Linked DNA regions of Homo sapiens: region 2 is linked to region 1. Evidence: chromatin loops called from intact Hi-C (ENCODE). Cell type or tissue: dorsolateral prefrontal cortex. All regions are shown on one strand.

Region 1 (2,500 bases):
CTTTAAGCACTTTACAATGTGGATGAGGTTTTTATTCTGTTGCTGAAGTACTGCAAAAATTAGAAGTATGTATATATATCTTCAGAGATAATCAAGGAAACAACAGATATTTAAGATAAAACATAGAATAGGCATTATTTGTGAGTGTACTGAGTTTTGTAACTGTGGTTTAGGCAGCAGTCATTTTCAATAGGTCCTTGGGAAATTCTCTAGGCTGTAGGCAACAACTTTCTCCTTTCTGGCTATGCCCTAATTGTTTCATTCAGGATTGCTGGGAACTCCTAGCTCCAGGGAATTTGTAGTGTTTGTGACTTCCAAGAATGAAAGATTTTACTAGTAAAAGGCAGTGTGTGTGTGTGTGTGTGTGTGCGCGCGCGCGCGTGTGTGTGAGATCAGTGTGCTTCTGAATTAGGACCCTCCTGGTTTATAAATGCATTTTATCTGGGCTACACAGCATTGATATGCTGCTTATCTAGCTCCAACTAGTGTTATGAGTGTTAACACCACCAAACTCAGGACAAAAAATTACTGAAGTCTCTAATTAGATTGGGATAATTCCCTATTATCTTAATTCATAGTTTTTTTTTTTAAATAACATATGTCTTCCTACAAAAGAGTAAAAATTCCTTTATGCATGTTTGCATATTGGTGTGGTACAAATAGACAGTCAACAGTGAAGACAACTAAAGTTCATTACAATTCTATCGTATACTTTTTCATTGTAGGAGTACAGAAAGTTTATGAATTCACATTAGGAATATGCAATAAGGAAAAGTAGGCTAGTTTACTTCTGTTTAGAAAAATAATTTTGTGTATTCTAGCTTAGAGAATGCTTAAAATCTTCAAAGAATAAACTTTTCAAACACTTGCAAAGAATTAGGAATCATTAGATTATAACTGACATTTATTGACTCCCTGGACTCCTGTATTCTGGATACTGAGGGTAAAGAGTTAAATAAGACAGGGTCCTCGAACACCTCCTATTGTAGTTTGGAGCTGGTTGTCCTAGTCAGAACTTGTATGGGTCTATTTTAAGCAACCCCCCCTAAGGACATGAACAAGGCATGAGCTCTGCTAAGTAAACCCTGTTAGCTTATTTAGAATTATTGTTGAGACTTAAACATAACTGTTCTCTAATGTATGCTAGGTTCTCCAATTAGTGCCAACAGCAAGTGTGCTCTATTAGGCCTTAACTGCGTTTAACACTTTTCTGATTTAGGTCATGGCTTTGCAGAAGCAGCAGAGGGAGTCACTCTCAGAAGAAACATTAAAATTACAGGCTGCAACCACTTTAGGAAGATAATGGGGAAAATTGTGGGGGTTGAGATTGAGCCAGTGCTATTGCCTTGAAGTTTTAGCCTACATATTTTTTTAGTTTGACTTTTATATTTGTGGCAGTTAAAAACAAACCTGTTCACATTTCCTCACAAATTAGAAACAATGGCTTCTATGGATAGAGTATGGTATTAGAAGTAAAGTTCTTAAGCAATTATTGTGCACTCATATTGCATCCTAGGCTGAATGCTATTTGTTAGAAACGGAATGTAACCAGGCAGTTTAAGCCCTACAGGAAGACAGAAGTAGAACCATGGAATTATAATTCACTTTCTTAAGTATAAAAGCGGACACAGGTATAGTACTTTCTGGATTCAGACATCCGAAGATAGTAAACATAGGTGAAGCTAGGATTCTAATGTGAGTGGTGGGTGGGGGGTTCTAAAATTTCTACACAGAAGAACGTGGGAGCAGTGATTTGGCTGGAAGTTGTATGTTCTTGAAGCTAAGTTTGCGTTGCAACAGCATTTTACTTAGATTTAATGCAAGTTTCATCTGGCTCTGGGGAGGCACAGGCTAAGAGCTGTTAATGGTGTATGCCCATTCTGTCAGTTAACATAGTGATTACCAATGTTTCCTAATACTGCTTCCAGCACCTCCAGCTGTGTGACTATGAGCAAGACATTTAACGTTTCCGTGCCTTAGTTTCCTCATATGTAAAAATGAGGATAATATATACTACAGGTTACAATTAGAGCAGCTTTTAGCTCATAGAAAATAAGTATTATTCCTTGACTTTCAATTCTACAAACCGTTGGCAAAGAAATCTAGATGTAAAAGAAACTAAAGGTCAATAATTTTGAACTCAGAGTGATGATAGCTGCTGACACTGCTTCCCCAAAAGCAAGAAATGGAGCTATCTGAAGAGATGCTGCGGAGTAGATCATTGTAAACTCCTGGACAGAGTACAGTTCTCTGAACAGCCTGTGGGAATCTCATTCCCTTCCACAGTCTCTTTTCTTCCCTTCTGTTCTCTCTGGGAAAATTAACCTAATATTAGTTCTAAAAATGACACGTTAAGTCACTCCCAGTTAAGTCCTTGCAAGAAGCTCGTCCTTGACTTTCTATTTTCTCAAGGGATACTGAAAGATAACTTTTCATAAATCCATGAACACTATTACAGAAAAAAGGTACACCCCAGGATTTCTGATAAGGGTTTGGGGAA
Region 2 (2,500 bases), 240 kb after region 1:
TGATTCATCCTTACATTTCTGCAACTTAGCATAATATCTGTTATTAATGGACTTTAATACTTACTTTATTTGATAGCACTGTAGATTACATTTTGGGGAAATACAGATATTATTTTAAGTAATCATTTAATTGGATTAAGCATGTATTTGTGCTCACTTTATGGTAGTATCCTAGAAAAACAGTATTTGTGGTGCCTTACCACTATTATGAAATTAAGCATATGCTAAAAATAAGAAATAAATGTCATGTCATTATCAGGTCTTATTGCCATATTCATGTATGACCTCACAAAGATCCAATCAGAGGGTTGCATTTGAATCTGAATTTCTATATTCATTTGAAATGTATTATTAACAAGTGCACACTCATACTCATCATAAGACTTCTTGGAATAACATGCTAATTACTTTCCTGCACTCTGGCTCCCAAACTACAACAAATCCTATTATAAAAACAAATCACTGCAAACTTCAAACAGCATGCATCCTTGAGATGCCACTATTAAAGGAAGCAGCATGATGGGAAATCTTTGATGTTATCAGATGTGATGGAAACTACACATTTGTATTTGAGTAAGTCCTGTAGACCAAAGCATTTCCCCCACCCTTAAATAACCTGAAACCAATTTCAGGTTCCCAAATGCTCTTCAAAGCAACCCACCTTAGAAGTAATGCTGATGGCATTTCAAATTCAAGGTAGTTTGCTTTTTCCATCTCCAGACTTCAAGCAGATTTGAAATTATAGGTTCAAAGAGAAAAAATATTATCTACTTTTACCCAAACCACTAGGCTCTGGTCTGATGAACAAACTCTCATAGGTAATAAACTTACCTATGGTTATGAAAATATGGCATGTAACCAAGTAGCTCAGAGTCTGAATAATGCAGTCAATTCTACGGAATTCTTCTGAGTCATAAGTATTTAGATACTTCATGCTTCAGTTCTTTCTTATTCTTGTGTTGTTGACCAAAAGTTGGAATGTAAACTTTGGGCTATGTAATAGGACAACTGTACACAACTCAGCTCCTCCTGAATGGGACATCTGTGAAGCTGAATACAAAAATCAGTGTGTGCTTGACTCCAGTGCCCACAGGGAGCCTGAGCCAAACAATTCAGAGCATTCAGACTATGAATAACTCCTGTAGCAGGAGGGTTGGTCTGTGGCTTTTAAAAAGGCTTCAGATTTGTGGTCAGTAGAACCATCCATGAGCCTATTTGAGCTAAAGGATACAGTGGACCTACTGAATTCCTCAAGCATTTAATTAGGCTTCCTGTAATTGCTTTAAGTAAAAGTGGGGGAGAATGAGACCTGAAGTTATCATCTTGGGACACCAAATATTTGGATGTGGTTGTAATATCCTGAGCATATTAGTTGCTGCTCTGCATCGTATAAAGAACCATTATAGTTCTAAGGAAACACATATTGCAAATTTATCAGCCCTTTGGTGACTGTAAGTTACTACAGTAATCTTAAAGGAAGAGGTTTGTTTCCAGTAACTGAATTTCCCCATGAAGAGGGAATGTATAAATAAGTAAAGCAGGGAAAAACCATCAAACATCAGAGAGTAGGGGGAAAAAAAGAGAGAGAGAGAAAGATATGGGGACTGGGGAAAGAGGTTGTGATTCCATCTTCCCATAGATTTCCAGAATTGGAATAATGTGAAAAAATACAATAAGATAAGAAAATGAGAGGCCTGAGTAGGGACCAGGAAAGAGGAGGCAAAGTGGTGTTATTTGTTAATGGCCTAGGATTGTTGCTGAGAGGATTGTTACATTAGTTAGACATTGGCTAACATAATCTACTAATCTTCTTTCCATAGAAGGGTGATGGATTGGAATATGCCACTTACTTGGAAATTCTTTTTAAACTGGTTAATATATAAACATACAAGGATTGCTAATTTTCAAAACATTGAAATAATTTTGAATGTACTTCATAAGCTTTTCACAATAGAGTTGCCCCTTAGGATCCTGTCACGCCTTGGGATTATAAAACCCACCGTCTTGGGCTTCATTACCATTTAGCTAGTCATTAATGGGCCTATGAGCTTAGTAGTTTCTATGACACAAGCCTCATCAGCTCTTGATAGGAAATATTGTTTGTTCCCCCAGTGGGACAGCTCCTACTCCCATTGGGTAGTTGTTCATTTCCCTGAGTGTGTTTAGTCATTTGAATATTTTCTAGGTGTTAAGGAAAGTTCTAAAATACAGTTTTTAAGGAGTTCCAGAAAATATACCCTCTCCTGTCACCTATAATCAAACATTTTGAGAAATTATAACTTTTATGAACTTATTAAACTATAAAGAATTGAATACACATACACATACACACAGATATACACATGTACACATACACATACACACATATCTATTTTATATATCATATATGTATATATTTAATTCTCATCTGATCATGTCATCTACTTGCTTAAAACACTTTAGTAATATCCATGGCTTTTAGGAAGAAACTGAAAATCTTTGAGACAAAGTCTCGCTCATT

What was found. Hi-C counts contacts between places; a loop is a spot of excess contacts. Peaks named below come from ENCODE experiments on the same cell type or tissue, not always from the same donor. Only the 100,000 strongest peaks of a DNase experiment are listed, where the experiment ranks them.
Region 2: a loop joins it to region 1, with 2.8 times the contacts of the local background. A loop is called at or near these places in 4 of 110 quality-filtered maps.

Annotation. Positions count from the first base shown.
Region 1 is chr4:95,543,642-95,546,141 of GRCh38, reverse strand. All of the region lies in intron 1 of UNC5C (unc-5 netrin receptor C), which reads left to right. Among named protein-coding and RNA genes, the nearest start is that of UNC5C, 4.1 kb to the left of the region's middle. In dorsolateral prefrontal cortex, a CTCF peak has its summit at 1,253; a DNase peak (open chromatin) is centred at 371; H3K4me3 peaks cover 2,500 bases; H3K27ac peaks cover 2,500 bases.
Region 2 is chr4:95,303,655-95,306,154 of GRCh38, reverse strand. The region is part of intron 2 of UNC5C (unc-5 netrin receptor C); the gene reads left to right. Among named protein-coding and RNA genes, the nearest start is that of UNC5C, 240 kb to the left of the region's middle. In dorsolateral prefrontal cortex, no CTCF peak of the experiment used is centred here; a DNase peak (open chromatin) is centred at 1,095; H3K27ac peaks cover 2,500 bases.